2 separate regions of the Homo sapiens genome follow, and region 2 is linked to region 1. Evidence: chromatin loops called from intact Hi-C (ENCODE). Cell type or tissue: Caco-2. All regions are shown on one strand. Each heading gives the region's core, and the rest is flanking DNA. Links, peaks and the distances in the headings are about the cores only. Region 1 overlaps TMEM132B (transmembrane protein 132B). Region 2 overlaps AACS (acetoacetyl-CoA synthetase).

Region 1 (9,142 bases), core at 2,626-7,625:
AAACAGATTGATCGAAAGTTGCCATCAACTTAGTAATGCTTTTGAATGAGTAGGTTTTGGTAATTACAGTAGATTTATGTAACATTTAAAAAATAGTAGCACATGTGTGTGTGAGATATTTTTTACTCTGTAGGCAAAGCTCAGTGGCTCACAGCACAGAAGACCCCTTGTAGGGAGGCTGTGGAGGGAACTGATCAGTGATTTTATACTCAGTGTGATTCCAATCCATAGATCTCTTATAACCTTGTGTTTCTTCATATTGGGTTAAAAGATGGATATAGCCTTCTTTATGTTTAATCTGTGACACCCAGGCTTATGATATTTTAAGTTTCCAATGTGATGCTGCAATGGAGATGATGTGCCAATGCAAGGGTATGTCACTATTTTAGTCTGAATTCTCATAGTTGTAAGGGACAAAAATGGGAATGTAGGCATCCTTGGAGCTGGGAAATTTAAGAGGGAAATGGCTTCAGGTATGGCTGGGTCCAGGGGCTTAACACTCTCCTAATGGGGTCTTCTGCTCTGTCTGCCACTTGGTCTCTTAGTTCTTTTTCTCTCTGTGTTGACTTAATTCTCAGACAGCCTCCCCCCTTCTGATGGCAAAGCTGGCCACAGTTGGCTCCAGCCTGTCCTCCAACCAGCGGAAATAGAATGTTTCTTTCCTAGTCATCCTAGCAAGAACCCCAGGACTGACTTTTACTGGAGTAATTTGGGTCATGTGCTGACCCCTCAGCCAGGGACTGGGACTGTGGGGATGGAATCTGATCGACCATACTTAAGTCCGAAGCTCATTTCTGGAACTGGAATTAGAACCACGTTGCCAGAGAGGAGCAGAGGTTATTTCCCAAAGGAAAATATGGATGCTTGCATCAGAAGGAAGAAAAACTACTACTGCAGACCACCAAGTAGGGTGGTGAGAACCGGCAGGTCTGGAGAGCACTCACATGTGATTGATGCCTCTGGGGTCCCTATGCCAGGAAAGGAGCTGATGCTGCCTCCCTCCTGCCCCTGGAGGCTGCCCTTTGAGCTGCTTCCAAAGCTCCTCCGGCTTCTTTATTGTGTGTGTGACCTCTGAAACCCCAGCCCAGTGACTTCACACATATTTTGGTTGCTTTGGTTGAGGACGAATACTTGGAAGATAATCTGCCAATATGGATTAGAGTAGCATCTGGTCTTTGACCCAGCAATCCCACTTCTGGGAATTCTATATTGTATAAATAAGAGGATTGCCATGAAGCAGGTGTGTGTGCTGTTTCAGAGGCAGCACACAGTGGTAGTGATGGAGTTTGGCTCTTAATCACTGCTGTTTGCTGCCCCTGAAACTGGCACATACACGGCATCGTATGCACTTTTGCATAATTTTACAAGTGTGCAGGAAGGTGTGGGGACCCACGCCAGTGGTTAACCTTACTGACCTCAATGAGGGAATGAAGGGGTGATGCTTGCAGGGCTGATGGAAAAGGAGGGGAGAGAGAGAGGGGGAGGAAACCAAGAATGCGTTGGATATCTTAGCTACGGTAATGCTGATATTTAAGTTGTGAGTCCAGCTCTTAGGGTTCCTGGGTCCCTGTTGGAGCAGGTGGAAACTCTCTGAGTTTGCTGCCATGGTTTGTAGGTTCTGGGGGGCTGTGATACAGTGAGCTCAAGTGACACATTAAGGATGATGCTTGGGGCATCTCTGGGGGAACAAGGAAGCCTAGATTTGATGTACTGTGCATATCTGTTCAGATTGGGTTCATCAGTGAGTGAAGAGACTTAAAATAGTGGTGGCTTAAAAAGCAGAAGTTTCCAATAAGATTTTGAAGTTATGTAGCCCAGGACTGTTAAGTTGAATCTGTTCCATGAAGTACTTATGGACTCTCCCTCCTTTTTACCATTTCAAGGTTGTGATTTTTGTCCTCATGGCTCAAAATGACAGCTACAGGTGCAGCCATCTCATCTCCATCCCAGGCACCAGGATGAAGGTATAGATTAAAAAAAGGGCAGAGGATACACATCAACTGTCATTTAAGGAAGAGTCCTAGAAGCAGCCCCATGGTGCTGCCTCATGTATCTCATTGGTGAAGACTGAGTCACATGGCTACATCTTGCTGCAAGAGAACCTGAGAAATTCAGTCTTTATCTTAGGTTGCTAAAAATCCGGGTTTCTGTTACCATGGAAGAAGGAAAGAATGGATACCGGGCACAAAGTTGTTAGTTTGTGGTAAATCCCTCGGCAGGAAGTAGGATTGCATTTGGAGAAAGGACTTGAACCACCAGTGTTACAACCACACTTGTCTTAATAGAGTTCGTGTGTGTGTGATTTCATTCTGCCTTCTAAGGTGGGGGCTGGGGACATGTCGTTTTTCTGGGTGCCAGGAGGAAAATAAAAGCAATTTGCTGAATGCATAAATGTATCTCTTTCAAATATATAAAAATGGTTTTAGAAGTATTATAGATAAGCCTGAAGTCCTTTTTGACCAATTTCATATTCTCTCAAGAGGTAATCAATTGTTGGTTTGCTGTGTATTTTTTCCTGTAGGAAGTCTATAGTATCCCATTGTTTTAAGTTTGTTTTTATACATATACCCCTTGTCTCTTCAGTATTCATCTCCATCTTCCAGGTACATACAGAACTACCTCATTTTTTTTGAATTGCTGGCTAGTATTCCATGGCACGCATATAGCAAGGTGTAGCTAGTGAATTTCCTCTGCCTCATGAGATGGGGGATTCCTCAGGCATAGAAAGGGAGTTCAGAAAGATTTGCAAATGTCTATCCCACCCACCAGGAATACTGGGTAGGGATCAGCACCCACTGAAGATCTCTAGACATTTAAGGAAAGTGAGGGTATGATTGCGTGATGGCAGAAGAAAGAACTGACATCTGAGGAGATTGAGTTAACAGAGAAATGTCGAGCCTAGGGGCAGTTGGGAGATGGTGGAAGAAGGGGGACTTGTTCTTAGAATCCAGACCTCTTGCCCAAGAGTAGCTTCTTGAGGGCAGGACCCAGCCAGTGCTTCCCAAGTTTCTGTGCCTGGTGGTTCTGGCTGTGGACAATTCTCAGAGGTCTTGGAATGCCAGCCCATCTACTCATGGCATTTCTCCAGATTCTAGGAGCTTTGATCTTAGAATAGGAGCACCGTCTAAGTTCTCTGGTCTATGCCTCTGTAGCACTTAGCACAAACACATTTGTTTCTAATGGAAAACTGTCTAAAAAGCACTATGAATTTATGATGGAAATTTTATTTCTTTGATTTTTTTTTCTCTCTCCACCCACCACCCCCCATGCCCAGCCCAGTTAAGTGTTTCTCTCTTAAATGTATGGGCTGAGCTGCTGAGAGGGTCTGCATATTTCAGGGGGAAAAGTATTGGGGGAGGAGGTGTCGGCCTTGCTGTTTGCACTGGCATCATTTACACAGGCTCCGAAGCAGCCTCATCTTCTATTTGATCAATTTGCCTGTCATCTCAGGTCATTTCACAAGGGTGACTAAATTCTGCTTCTCTCACACTGTAGCAGAGAGCACAGTATGAGGGAGAAAGGTGCTAGAATTTCTTTCTCAATATTTCTTGTCCTTCAAGTTTTCCTTACTCCTCTTACTCCCTTTCTTTCTTCACGAAAGATTTAAATAAGTGTTTGGGTGAGGGAATGAACTACTACAGCACTTCCTGTCAGCTTTATATCGCTCACTGCTTCGTTATATACTGTTTGCCCCTCTGCTAGCTGCTTATGCTTGCTAACTGAAGTACATCACTGAAATTAAGGGCATGAACTTAGGCAGCAGGCTGCCTGGGTTTGAATCCCAGCTCCACCACTGGCTAGCTCTGTGACCCTGGGTGAATTACTTAATGTCTCTGTGCCATAGCATTTTCATCTGTGAATGGGGAGAAGAGGAACTCCTACCCCTTGAGATGTTGTGAGGATTAAGGGAGATATTGTGTAAGAAAAACTTAACGTAGTTAAGCTTGACATCACATCAGTGTTTAACAAATGTCAGCAACTGCTTTGGTCTGCTTTGCCAGTCGGTGAGTTCAGTGAACACCTACTATGTGCCCTGGTGGTCGTCTCTGTGGTGTTGCTCATCTCTTCTCCCACATTATTTCGTATTCAGATTCTGTCATATGATAGAGCTTGTCTGCTTCCTCACCCTGGTGTCACACCCTCATTTTCTTTTGGGGGACCATTTCTCCCTTGCTGTAAATCCCTGTGGCTTGGGTGTTGGTAAACTTTCTCCTCCCCCTCCCATGGGCCAGTTCATGACTTGCACACAACCAATCAGAACGTCCCATCTCTCAGGCCTCAGGGATTGGATCAGGGTTGAGCACATGGCCTAAGCTGGGCCAATGAGGGCCAGCCCTGGGATGTTTGTTGAAAGCGCTGGGGAAGAAGTCTTCCTTTTCTGTTGCAGATGCCAATCTGTTAGGATGTGAGCCTAGAGGTAAGTCATTACTGCTGTGAAATAAATGACTGCAGACTAACAGCTTAAAGCAGCACACATGTGTTATCTCACAGTTCCTGTGGGCCAGGAATCCAGGGACAGCCCCAGGTCCTCTGCCAGAGGTCCGTCCTCTGCCCCAGAAGCTCTCACAAGGCTGCAGTCGAGGTGTTAGCTAAGGTTTGGGTCTCATCTGAAAGCTGGACTGGGGAATGATCTGCTGCTGTGCTCACATGGTGGTTGGTAGGATTCCGTTTTTGTGGGCTTTTGCCCTGAGGGCCACAGTCCCTTGCTGACAGTTGGCCAGAGGCTGCTCTCAGTTCCTGTCCCTGGGGCCCTCTCCATATGGCAGGTTGCTTCATCAGAGACAGTGAGTAACAATCTCTGATCACAGAAGTGATGTCCCTTCAATGTTGAGCCATTCTATCAGTTAGAGGGAAGTTACACAAGGAGGGCTACACAAGACTGTGAACACCATGAGGCCAGATCTTTGGAGGCTGTCCTAGAAGCTATCTACCATTATGGAACTGCCTGAGAATGAAGCAGGATGGAGAAAAACCTGGAGTGCAGGGGGAGTGAGGGAGAGTTTCCTGGTGACCATATTTGAGTGCCCCAAAGTAGCTGTTTCTGATATGAACTTGATCATGAACTTCCCCAGTACGTGATCCAACACATTTCTTTTTCTTAATTGGGTTTCTTTCACTTGCAACCAGAGAGTCCTGGTGAAGTCCCATGAAGGCTTCTCAGATCCCGTTGCCTGGCACTGTCTTCTCCTTTGAAAGGCTTTGGCTTGACTGAAATCTAGGTTGGAGAATGTGCAGAAGCTTACGTCTGCCTCTATACTGAGCTCATCAGGGGCAAAGTTGCATGAATATTTTTTTATTTCCTTCCCTGCTTTACTTCCAGTGCCTAGAATGCTGTGAGACACAGAGTGGAAGCCATCTGCCAGTAATTACTGGTACAAGAGGCCCTTCCTTGTCCCCATCCCTTCCCCTGCTATCAAAAATGTTTCAAAAATTATCTCTATCGACTGCACCTGGCTTATGGTTGGAAAGCTGAATGTCAAAGACAAAAATATTGTTGATGCTACCCCCTAGAGGCAGTGCACAGCTGCACACAGAAATCTCAGTGAAAGTGTGAATTTCACAGCTTTGAGAGGATCTTCTTCATAGAAATGACACATCACAAGCAACAGAGCTGATCAGAGGTAGAGCTTACCAATATCTTTAACATTTTATATGTTAATTGGTTACTTCTGTGACCATCTTGACATATACAAACATTTACCTGACACCAGCATATTCATTTTTACTGATAGGATTTTATAATTTTTTTTCTAGAGTTAGTAGAATTTTACTGCCTATCCAGAACTCATGATCTATTGGCTGCCAATATATAAAAAATGTTTTCTCCATAAAGCACTTTAAAATATTTTTCATTAATACATGATGTAAAGTATAATTTTTTCCTCTTCCCTTGTAAAATTGGGATGTATCATATATACTAGAATTTCTCATAGGTTGGCAGACATGGATGGAGTATACACTATCTATAGGGCAAAACCCTGGTGCATGCTGTAGCCATATCTGCTGACCTGTGAGAAATTCCAGTATATATGCTGACCTCCACAGAGTACTTTGAACAGGGAAACTTTAATATAAAGAACTATCAACTCCTGTGTATAACAGGGGATTGGAATAAAAAGGGCTGAGAAGTATAGAGAACCTTAAAGGAATAACAGATGCCCAAAGCAGCCTACCTAGGGCTGAGATGGAGCGGTTAGGTCAGTGGACTTGCTGGATTCACTAAATGGCAGTAATCATTATCACTGCAGCCATCTTTCAATGAGGGCTCCCTGTGCCAGGCACTGTGCTCAGCCCCTTATGTAGAGTATCTCGTGAATCCTTTCAATGAGGGCTCCATGTACCAGGCACTGTGCTTAGCTCTTTATGTGGAGTATCTCATGAATCCTTTCAGTGAGGGCTCCGTGTACCAGGCACTGTGCTTAGCTCTTTATGTGGAGTATCTCATGAATCCTTTCAATGAGGGCTCCGTGTGCCAGGCAGGGTGCTTAGCCCTTTGTGTGGAATATCTCGTGAATCCTTTTGGTGAGGGCTCCATGTACCCAGGCACTCTGCTTAGTCCTTTATGTGGAGCATCTCATGAATCCTTTCAATGAGGGCTCCGTGTACCAGGCACTGTGCTTAGCTCTTTATGTGGAGTATCTCATGAATCCTTTCAATGAAGGCTCCGTGTACCAGGCACTGTGCTTAGCTCTTTATGTGGAGTATCTCATGAATCCTTTCAATGAGGGCTCCGTGTACCAGGCACTGTGCTTAGCTCTTTATGTGGAGTATCTCATGAATCCTTTCAATGAGGGCTCCGTGTACCAGGCACTGTGCTTAGCTCTTTATGTGGAGTATCTCATGAATCCTTTCAATGAGGGCTCCGTGTACCAGGCACTGTGCTTAGCTCTTTATGTGGAGTATCTCATGAATCCTTTCAATGAGGGCTCCGTGTACCAGGCACTGTGCTTAGCTCTTTATGTGGAGTATCTCATGAATCCTTTCAATGAGGGCTCCGTGTACCAGGCACTGTGCTTAGCTCTTTATGTGGAGTATCTCATGAATCCTTTCAATGAGGGCTCCATGTGCCAGGCAGGGTGCTCAGCCCTTTGTGTGGAGTATCTCATGAATCCTTTCAATGAGGGCTCCGTGTACCAGGCACTGTGCTTAGCTCTTTATGTGGAGTATCTCATGAATCCTTTCAGCGAGGGCTCCATTAACCAGGCACTGTGCTTAGCCCTTTGTGTGGAGTATCTCATGAATCCTTTCAATGAGGGCTCCGTGTACCAGGCACTGTGCTTAGCTCTTTATGTGGAGTATCTCATGAATCCTTTCAGTGAGGGCTCCATTAACCAGGCACTGTGCTTAGCCCTTTGTGTGGAGTATCTCATGAGTCCTTTCAATGAGGGCTCCGTGTGCCAGGCAGGGTGCTTAGCCCTTTGTGTGGAATATCTTGTGAATCCTTTTGGTGAGGGCTCCATGTACCCAGGCACTCTGCTTAGCCCTTTATGTGGAGCATCTCATGAATTCTTTCAATGAGAGCTCCGTGTGTCAGGCAGGGTGCTCAGCCCTTTCTTAATATGAAATATCTCGTGAATCCTTTCAATGAGGGCTCCATGTGTCAGGGACTGTCCTTAGCCCTTTGTGTAGAGTATCTTGTGAATCCTTTCAGTGAGGGTACCACGTGCCAGGCAGGGTGTTCAGCCCTTTATGTGGAGCATCTCATGAATCCTTTCAGCAACCCTGTAGACAAGGAGCCTGAGGCTGAGGGAGGGTGTGACTTGACCAGAGCAGCTGGGGCGGGCATGGCCGGGGCTGCTGGGCCTCTCTGTCTGTCTCCATGTGGTCTCTCCAGCCTGGCAGCTTCAGAGCAGCCCAACTTCTGTGGGCTTCAGTGTGAGTGTCTCAAGACAGAGCCAGCTGGCAGCTGTATGGCCTTTTATGACCCAGCCTTGGAAACCACGTCCGTCGCATTTTACTCATTAGCAGCCAGCCCATAATCCAGGGGAGGGGAATTTGGCTCCACCCTTTGATCAGAGGAACGTCAAAGGATTTGTAGACACGCTTTCAAGCCATCGCAAATTATTTGGAGAAAGATTGCAGCAGGCGGGACCCTCAGTAAGGGTTAATCATTAAGTCACCGAAAATGCCTCTAACCCTCCTGAATCTGGTCTGGGGAGTGGTGGGGTGGGGAAGAAGGAGCTTCTTAGCTCCTGGATTCTTCAGAAAGGCTGTGAGTGGTGGGATAGAGGGTGGGACTGCCCGACCCCACAGCTAGGAGACAGTGGTCCCATGGCCTTGCTCCCTTAGCTTTTTTCGCTTAGTTTTTTCTGGTGGGATGGTATTCCTTTGGTCTTCCTCAGAGGCACCAGATGCCCCTTTCCTGGTGCTGTGGCTTGGGGGCCTATGATTTTTTGTTTGTTTGTTTGTTTGTTTTGAGACAGAGTCTCACTATGTAGCGCAGGCTGGAGTGCAGTGGTGCAATCTCAGCTCACTGCAACCTCCGCCTCCCGGGTTCACATGATTCTCCTGCCTCCGCCTCCTGGGTAGCTGGATTACAGGCACGTGCCTCCATGCCTGGCTAATTTTTGTAGTTTTAGTAGAGACAGGGTTTCACCATGTTGGCCAGGCTGGTCTTGAACTCCTGGTCTCAAGTGATCCACCCACCTCGGCCTCCCAAAGTGTCGGGATTACAGGAGTGAACTACTGCCCCTGGTCTGATTGATATAAACGAGGTCCTCACAGTCTCTGGTCTGGCTCCTGGACAGCGTGCTTGGTGTGGGTGTTTAGTCTTCCTCTGCTCAGTGGCTTGGGAAGAGCCACTAGCCCATTGCTCGGTTGCCTTGTGTCTTGTCCTTGTGGTGGCTTTGGGACCCAGACTTCCCTTCCTCAGAGCCACCTGCCTCCCACTTCCACTTCATTCATTCGCTCTGCTCCTCTACAGGGGATTCATTTCGAGTTGTTAGCATTCTGAGCTGGTGGCAGCCAGCTACCTTCATCAATGTGAGAAACTTGAATTAGAATATTAATTTCACCTGGGGCTTGGACGCATTGTTTCTGTGCTGAGCACATATTTAACAGTGGTGAAAATGCAATTGGCTCGTTCCTCCCATGCTTCTCGCAGAGGCTCCTGGGGGAGGTGTTTGGAGTAAGAGCCCCGCCT
Region 2 (9,142 bases), core at 2,422-7,421, 110 kb before region 1:
CCATGCCTGGCTAATTTTTGTATTTTTGGTAAAGACAGGGTCTTGCTATGTTGTCCAGGCTGGTCTCAAACTTCTGGGCTCAAGAGATCCTCCTGCCGTGGCCTCCTAAAGTGTTGGGATTACAGGCATGAGCCACTGCGTCTAGTCACAAAGCAGGCATTTTTGAGGCTGAAACCTCACTTTTTGGGTTCTTGGTCGTCTGATTTAATCTGTACACTTTTAAGGTCTTGCAAAGGAATGCAAAATGTTCTGTCCCCAGTTTTTTTCTTCCCTCCCAATTCTCATTTAAAAAAATCTTTTGAAGCAAACGTTTCTGAGTGAAGGAGAGACAAAACAGGTTATATTGGGGACAGCCAAGGTCCCTGTGAGCTATGCTTTCTTTGAGGAGACGCCTGGCCGCGATGCCCTGGACCCTTCAGAGGTGAGCTGGTTCCTTGTGCCCCAGCCATTTTGTGGGTCTCAGTTGGATACGGATTTGACCTGATCATAGTTACTAGGATTTGGGACTTTGAGTTTTCCAGAAAACACTAGAAAATGATTAAAATGGGGTTGGATGCTTTAGAGTCTTCAAAAGATGGAGTTAAAGCTGCGCCTAGCTCCGTTTTCCTTTGTCTGTGAAGTGGTTCCCAGGGTTGGCGTCTGATGTACCATGGGAGAAGGGCCAGCTCCTCCTCACTTGTCAGCCACATGGAGTCAGATGGTTAAGCAGCCTCCCCTGGGCACCGAGTCCTGCCCTGACCCTGGGGGTGACAGTGTTGAGATGCTTCAGTTTACGCTCATAGCCAAGTCTCATCTTCGCTGCAAACTCAGCCAACACCAACCATCTGCCGGATGTGGGTGGAACCCCATGGTGGTGTGACCCCTGCCCCTTGGATGCTTATGGCCCAGCAGGGGAGTCGCGTGTGAATCCAGACAAACAGAAACACCCACTGCAGGGGGGAGAAGGAGGGAAAAAGGGAGCCAGCTGACTAGGGACCCCTGGGGGCACACCTGGGTAGCTGCACCTCGCTCTGATGAGGCCTTGTTCATGGCCCTTCGTCTCGTGACTGCCTTCTGCCCTACTGTACAGGTCCTTTCCTCTGGAATGTGTAGAGTGATCTGGTTAATTGATCATAGTCTCTGTGGCCATGAGGATTCCCTGCCTCTGTTGTCATGAAAGCCAGCCTGCTAGGAGATGGAGGGCCTGAGGACCTCTGCCCCTTATAGGCTTGAATATGGCTCTTGACAGTACTGCTTGTGTTCTTCATTCCCTCTCCTCTCTATCCATCCAACCAACCATCCACCAGTCCACCTGTCTGTGCAGCCATCCATCAACCCATCCATCTGTCCATCCATCTATCCATCCTTCTCTCCACCTACCCATCCATCCGTCATCCATCTATCCATCCCTTCATCTATCCTCCACCCATCATCTACCCATCCATCCATCCATCTTCCATTTATCATCCCTCACCATCATTTATCCATCCATCCATCCATCCTGTCTATACATTCTTCTCTCCATCTACCCATTTACCCATTATCCATCTATCCATCCATTTATCTATCCTCCACCCATCATCTACCCATTCATCCATGCATCCTCCATTCATCATCCCTCATAGATCATCCATCCAACTATCCATCCATCCATCTGTCTATACATTCTTCTCTCCACCTACCCATCCATCCCTCATCCATCTATCCATCCACTCATCTATCCTCCACCCATTATCTACCCATTGATCCATCCATCTTCCATTTATCATCCATCACCATCATCCATCCATCTATCCATCCATCCTGTCTATACATTCTTCTCTCCATCTACCCATTTACCCATTATCCATCTATCCATCCATTTATTATGCTTCCACCCATCATCTACCCATTCATCCATCCATCTTCCATTTATCATCCCTCATCCATCATTTATCCTACCATCCATCCATCCAACTGTCTATACATTCTTCTCTCCACCTACCCATTTATCCGTCATCCATCTATTCATCCATTCATTTATCCTCCACCCATCATCTACCCATTCATCCATCTTCCATTCATCATCCTCATCCACCATCCATCCAACTATCCATCCAACTGTCTATACATTCTTCTCTCTACCTACCCATTCACCCATCTTCCATCTCTCCATCCACTCATCTATCCTTCACTCATTATCCATTCATCCATCCATCTTCCATTCATCATCCCTCATACATCATCCATCCGTCTATACATTCTTCTCTCTGCCTACCCATTCACCCATCATCCATCTCTCCATCCATTTATCTATCCTCCATCTGTCATCCGTCCATTCATTCATCCATCCATCCTCCATTCATCATTCCTCATCCATCATCCATCCATCCATCCATCTGCCAGCCGGCAAATATATGAGGACCCTTGATGTGCAGGGCATGGTAAAAGGCATTTGGTAAAGCAAAGAACAAGACAGGCAAAGTCCCAGCCCTCATGTGAGAACCAGATACTAGACGGCCAGTTACACAGGTGATTATTCATTTGCAGTTATGCTAAGTTTGGTGAAGGAGAAATACAGTGTGCTTTGCAGGTAACTAGTTGGGGGACCTGAGTTCACCGGGTTGGGGGCAAGACAGCCTTGGAGAAGGCTGCTCTGAGGAAGTTTCATTTGAGTGAAGAGCTGCAGGATGAGCGCACACTGAGTGGAGACTGCTGGTGTGCGTGGAGGAGTGTTCAGCAGATCAGACAGCTGTGCAAAGGCAGGAGGTGATTAGGACAACTGAGGAGTCGGAAGAAGGCTGCTGTGACCAGATCCCAGGGAGGGATGGGGAGCAGAGGGAGGAGAGCCCACGGGGTCATTGTCATCAGAGCATGGAGAATGGATTGCAGGGGGATGGTGGGGAGTTGACAGGCTGGCAGCAGGCGATTCATCTGGGCGGGGGCTGGTGGTCAGGATCCTCAGGCAGTTCAAGGCCAGCCCCCTTCCCACTCTGACCTTGGCTCTCAGAGAAACCTTTTGGACATCTGCTACCTCCCATACACCCTGAACCCAAGGCTTCTTCCTATGTTTTCTCCACAGGTTATTTACCCAACAGTGAGCACGCTGTCGAGGCGATGCTGGCTGCGGCAAGCATTGGTGCCATCTGGAGCTCCACGTCCCCGGACTTCGGTGTGAATGTGAGTCAGGGTCTGTGACAGAGGGGGCACCCCTTGCCCTGTGAGCATCCTGGGCAGGGGCTGCATGGGCTGAATTCCCAGGGGAGCCGGACAGCAGCGTGAGCCCAGCGGGAGGAGGTGGCGTTGCAGCTGCCTCTATGGGGAAAGAAGCCAGAAGGACTTGCGTCTGGTTCTTCCTTTCAAGCAGTCCTGACGTTCCCCCACTCCTCGCCGTGTTCATCGAAGACGTGGGCAGGTGGCGTATGCAGCACCCAGTGTTGTTAAGGTCTAGTAAGGTCGAGCCCTGTCTTCCTCACCTGGGATTTAGTGACCACGTGAGGTTTGCTAAGTGTATGTCCTCTGAAGAGAGTTCTCTAGATTTTTGTTCTCAAAGTCCTGCCTGCAGAAGTTCCCCAGGACCTCCCTGTGTTGGTTTCTGCTGTTACCAGCCCCTTCCTCTGGACCCGTACTGTGTGGGTGTGCACTCCGGGAGGGTGGCCTCTCTGTCCCCAAACCACCCCAGGGTGTGTCCAGCTGCCCAGAGTGGCCCAGGCAGGGCCGGAAGCATGTGCTGATCCCCACTGGGGCCCCCCAGCCTATAGGTCTTTCCACGGGGCAAATGAAGCAGCCGCAGAGCGGGTCTTCCTGGGGCCCCCACTCCCCAGCCAGGGCCCTCTCCTGGCTGCAGAGCCTTGAGCGTCAGGGACCTTCAGGAGCCATGAGAACCTGTTACAGGACATGCAGCATCCGTGTCCCTGACCGCTCCTCCTGGTGCCAGCTGCCTCTGTTCTGGGCCAGGCCCTGTGCCGTCCGTCAGTCAGCAGCACCAGCTGCAGGTGTGGCCGCTGGCCCTTTAAAACCCAGTGCCCGGAGTTGGTGTCTGTGCTTGTCCACAGGTGAGGCTTTTGGGTGTGAGCTTAGAAATCATGTCTACTTAGAGGCTTGCTTTTTCAGTAAGGTTTTGGAGGAGGAGTGTCCTTTCTCCACACCGTGGGAGGAGAGATCAGACACAGGCCCAGAGGAGTGAGACTGGCCAGCCGTGCATCAGGCCGCAGCACCAGCTGGGCTGATGATGGAGCCCTGCTGGGTTCAGGGAGGGCGTGGCCACCTTGTAGATCTGTACTGTGTGGCTGGATGGCCGTGCCCTGCCTTCTGGAACTTTCCTGTGTTCTTTCCCAGGCCATCTCACCCCAGGACCTCCCCAGGTCAGCAGGGACTGACCTAGACAGAAACTCAACCTGTGGCCTCTCCTGTCCCTAGGGCCCTCTGTGGGGGCTGCCTGGGCTGCTGGGGCCAATGGTGTCCTTGTGGGAGGGTCTGGAGGGGTGGAGTTCCGGACTGGACACTCAGACCCCTCAGCCGACCTTGAGCCAGGCTGTCCAGGGCAGAGGGAAGGGCCCCAGGGTGAGACGGCAGGATGGCAGGGTGTGCTCAAGGCCGGGCAGGCTGGCTGCCTCTGCTCCATGTGGCTTCCTTGATCAGTGTCCATGGGCAAGTGCCCTGGTGTCCCCAGAGGGAGAATGGCAGCAGTGTTAGTGCAACTGCACAGATGGCAGGAGCCACGTTTGTGTGGAGCCGGGGACAGGGTGTGACCCTCCAGGCCAGCCCAGTAAGTGTTAGCTACTGTTTGAACTAGTCGGGAGATGGGTGTGTTTTGAGTTAAATTATGACTAACCTTTTGTAAACGGGTTGTGAGAGGCTGGGAGAGCCGTGTGTGGCAGGGGAGTGATCATGGCCTCCCAGAGCTGGAGTGTAGCCTCCTCCCCCTGGAGAGGTGATATCAGAGCAACTGGAATCGGCCTTTGGTGGTTTGTCTGAGGCCAGGGGGTGGAGAGAGGGAGAGCCTCTGACTCTGCATGGCTGCAGTGGCAGGGCTGGACCCCAGCCTGTCTCACAGCTGCATCCAGCCTCGCTGGGTCATTGTCCTGTGCACGTCACTCCCCGCTGACTCCAGTCCGGCAGGATCTGCCCATCCTGGAAGGACTCAGGAGGGATGCATGGCTCTGTAGCAAACATGGTCTCGGGGACACTGCTTCCTGGCCGGGGTTGGTCCAGGGTTTTCTGGAATCACCGCCTCCCCGAGCCACCTCTGGAGTGGGAAGTGCTGGCCGAGCTGCTGGGCGCACTAGATGGCAGCATGGCTCTGCTCACCCCATGGCTCCCGCAGCTTCTGGGAAGTGAACAGTCCCAGGCCCTGCGGCTACGTCTCAGGTCAGAAAACAGGGCCACCTGCCCTCCTGCTGAGATGCTTCTCTCTGTCGCTCATTTTGCTAGTGTCCGAGGTATAGACTCCATCCTGCCGGAGACGGGGGTGTGTGTGACGCACGTTACTCGCACTCGAACTGAGATCCAGCCGGTTGGCAGGGAGTCTGTCGGCATTTGGTGGCTTCGTGGCAGGCATTATTGGGCAGCACTCCTGGCCGTGTGCACCCAGCGTGGGAGGGCCTGCGTGGATGCCATGTTCATAGCGCTTGGTCCCACAGACACCTGGACACCCGCTGTCGGAGCTGAGTAAGGACCTGGCACAGGTCGACTGCGCGAAAGCCTCTGCTCACCCTCTATTTACCATCCTTGTTCAGGGGCTAAAACTAACAGGGATGAATTCCTGGAGTTGCTGATGAGGTGGGGCTGGAACTGAGCCAAGGCTGATGGGTTCTGGGCTCGTGGACAGTTCCTGCATCGGTTTGCAGATCTCTACTTAAAAAAGAGATCCTGTTTTTAATTTCCATCATCACCATGTTAAACTTCAGACTGTGCCCCATTTTCAGTAAGGGGCGCTCTTCAGAAACTGCAATGAAGCGTGAATGTCTTCCCTTTGGAATCATGTTTTCTCTTGCTTTGAAATTATATTTCTTTGAATCTCAGAGAATATCGTAAAGGGAAATTGCCACTCTCCTACAAATCCTGTGTTGACTTCTGGTCTCTGTTGATGGAGTCGCACCGTTGGACTCGTGGGTTCACACGCCTGTCCACTGAGAGCTCCTCGGCTGGCTGTGCTGGGTGCTGAAGGGACCCTCTCTGCTGCAGAGCCACAGACCGCAGTGGGCTGTCCAGGGAGTGCTGGGGCATCCGTCTTTACTCGATGACACTGGGGGAACGCGTTTCTGGCCTCCGTCACTCCCCTGTGCTTTACTTCTACCCATTCCATGCTCTCTCCCACCACTGCCCACCTCCTTCTGCCTGCTCTCTGCTGGCTGCCTGGGCATCTCAGCTTGCCTTACTAATGCTTTTGGGCTCGAAGGGCATCGCCAGGTTGGGGAAGTGCTCTGTTCTAAGGGTTCCCAACCTTTCCAGCCCCAGCAAGATCTCTAGGTCCTGAGTCTTTTGATGGCTTTGGGTTTTTTGTTTCACTGTTTACCTTTGAGCCTTTGCCATTTTCAGAGATGTCAGGGAAGGCCACCCTCTGATCCCTGCACACCAGAGAGCCCAGCCTGTAGCCTGCAGGCCTTGTCCTCCTGAAGTGCCATCAGGTGGCCGTGTGTGTGTGTGTGTGTGTGTGTGTGTGTGTGTGTGTGTGTGTGTCTGTGTGTGTAAATAGGACAGCCATTCTCGCTCGCTCTGGGTGGCTGTCACCATGATTCAACACCGGCTGTTGGTTTCAATGCTTGATTGGTTGCTAAGCACCGTATTCAGGTCAGACACATGTTCATAGGTGTGTTTGTTTTGTTGCAACATGAAAGCTGTCCTCGAGCAGCTCTCCTGGGCCAGGACAGGCTGACAGCTGGTTTTGGATGCTCGAGATCTTGATCCCTGCTGGTCCAGCCAGGAAAACTTCAGCTGTGTCAGAGGACCCCTGAGTCTTTTCATGGGGCTAGGGGCCAGACCTCTGATTCAGAAACACTCGTCTTTGTAGCCTGATCACTGTCACTGTGCCTGGGGTCCTGTGGTATTTGAGCCCCAGATCACTGGCAGGCTCAGTCCTTTCACCTTGAGATCCTGGTCACCCTGTACTGGGCTGGTTCTCTGAGATCCCAGTTTCCTTGTGGAAATTCTCTGCCGCCCTCCGGGGCTCTCCCAGGCTGGCTCTCTCTGTTTCTTCCCTGGCCTCAGGCTTCCTGGCAGGTCTTCCTCTGGGCCCCACTCCACCTGCCCCTGGGTGTTGATCTCTATGTCCTCTGTTCAGAACAGCCTCTTCTCCCTCCCGCCTACCCTGTGGGACCTGCTTATTCTTGACGCTGGGCTTTGGAGATGCTGACTCCAGCGGCTTTCTGGGTTTCCTCCTCTTCCTCCTGATTCAGTCTGCTGCAGTATCTTAGCACCCGAATCTGTTCTGCTGTTTTGATTTTCTGTTCCATGTACGGTATTAGTGTTTTCTGAGTGGAGCCAGCACAGTGGTGAGGAGCACCAGCACCCACATCAGACAAGCCAGGCTGCAGCCCAGCCATGCCTCTGGCCAGTTGTGAGGCTTTGGGCAAGTCACTCACCCCGTTCCTGCCTTATCAGGGTTAGGGAGTGGATACTATTGCCCCTCTTTTTTTCTGAGACGGAGTCTCACTCTGTCTCCCAAGCTGGAGTGCAGTGGCGCGATCTCGGCTCACTGCAAGCTCCACCTCCTGGGTTCACACCATTCTCCTGCCTTAGCCTCCCAAGTAGCTGGGACTACAGGCGCCTGCCACCATATCCAGCTAATTTTTTGTATTTTTAGTAGAGACGGGGTTTCACCATGTTAGCCAGGCTGGTCTCGATCTCCTGACCTCGTGATGCAAAGTGCTGGGATTACAGGCATGAGCCACTGTGCCCAGCCTTATTGCCCCTCTCTTAAGGCTGTGAAGGGCAGTAAGTGCTTCTAATGAGCTCAGACTGGGGCCTGGCACATAGTAAGCATTCAGTAAATGCTCAATATGTTTTAACTGGCAATCATTTCTTCCCCACTAAACCAAGAACTCTCGGTCCATCTTAGAATCCCGGGCACAGAGAGGGCACCAGTGTAGACATGCCATTTGTGGTTTGTGTGTTCGCCACAGCCAAGGTCTGGACAGGCCCCTTACCTGTGGGTGAGGGAGCTTGGGTGTCAGGAGTGTTGGGACTCACTTTGCATAAGGGGTGGCTGGGGCTGGAGGGAGCCAGGTGCAGGGATACCTTGTCCAGGGCCATGTGGCCAGGAAAGGGAGGAGTAAGGACCATGGCCTTAGAGTAGGTTGAATGTGTTACCTTGATATTTGCATAGAGAGCGTCAGAAGTAAACAGAGGGACACCCAAGTCCCAGCAGGACATGAAAGAGTCTGAGAAATCGCTGTGCATGCACTTAGTTAAGTGGACGTGGTGTCTTTCCAGGAAGGGCAGGCACTTGCTCTCGGGGGGTGCATCTGGGCACTGAGAATGGGGAAGAGGGGCTTGCCTGGCTGGGGGTGAGCTTCTGTTTAGATGCCTTGTTCCAGTGCCAGTGCCCAGGCGCTGGTCTAGGGGGTGAAGACTTCTCTCCTGGATGCTTCTGTCCCAGTCTCCTGCCCATCAGAAGTGGCTGGGGAGGAGGAAGGGGTGGCATTCTCAGTCCAGGAGGGTTTGGTGCCAGGAAGGGCCATTTCTGGGCATTCTGTTCTTCTGATGGATTTGGGCAGGGTGTATGTTAGCATCAGACGCAAGGAGGGCTAGCCCTGGTGGCCTGCGGAGTAAATGCTGGTGGGACCGGGGTGCCACCTGCCTGCAGACTCGGCCTGTTGCTGCTGGACTCCTGGGGGGCACCATTTTGGGGCTTTCTGCAACCACCTCTGTGTAGCAGTTTAGAGCAGAAGAAGAAGTAGTAGGAAATAGTCTTTGTCCACCAAGGACGTCACTGAGGAAGGGGTACCGGGGGTACCCTTGAAATGGAGGAGGGAGGAGGTGGACGGTGACCGAAGGCCTGATGTCCTGAGGCCAGGGGCCAAGTCCCTGTTACCTGTATGTCCCATGCACTTTTTTAAACTGATGCTGAAGTTGGCCAATGTTTTACTTAAAAAAAAAAAAAAAAAGTGCGTTGGGGCAGCTCCAAGGGCGTCTCTGTAATAATGTCACAGTCATTCCCTTGTCCCCCACCCGCCCGCCGTGA

What was found. Peaks named below come from ENCODE experiments on the same cell type or tissue, not always from the same donor. Only the 100,000 strongest peaks of a DNase experiment are listed, where the experiment ranks them.
Region 2: it touches region 1 in a loop (4-fold over the local background); 2 of 110 quality-filtered maps call a loop at or near these places.

What each region holds. Positions count from the first base shown.
Region 1 is chr12:125,197,841-125,206,982 of GRCh38, forward strand. The region is part of intron 1 of TMEM132B (transmembrane protein 132B); the gene reads left to right. Among named protein-coding and RNA genes, the nearest start is that of TMEM132B, 16 kb to the left of the region's middle. RefSeq lists a silencer at 9,031-9,142. In Caco-2, for the core only: a CTCF peak has its summit at 5,514 (motif pointing left); no DNase peak of the experiment used is centred there.
Region 2 is chr12:125,088,386-125,097,527 of GRCh38, forward strand. It overlaps AACS (acetoacetyl-CoA synthetase), which reads left to right. Exons shown (of 18, transcript NM_023928.5): 5 at 3,041-3,138. Among named protein-coding and RNA genes, the nearest start is that of AACS, 28 kb to the left of the region's middle. RefSeq lists an enhancer at 2,686-3,187. In Caco-2, for the core only: no CTCF peak of the experiment used is centred there; a DNase peak (open chromatin) is centred at 4,796.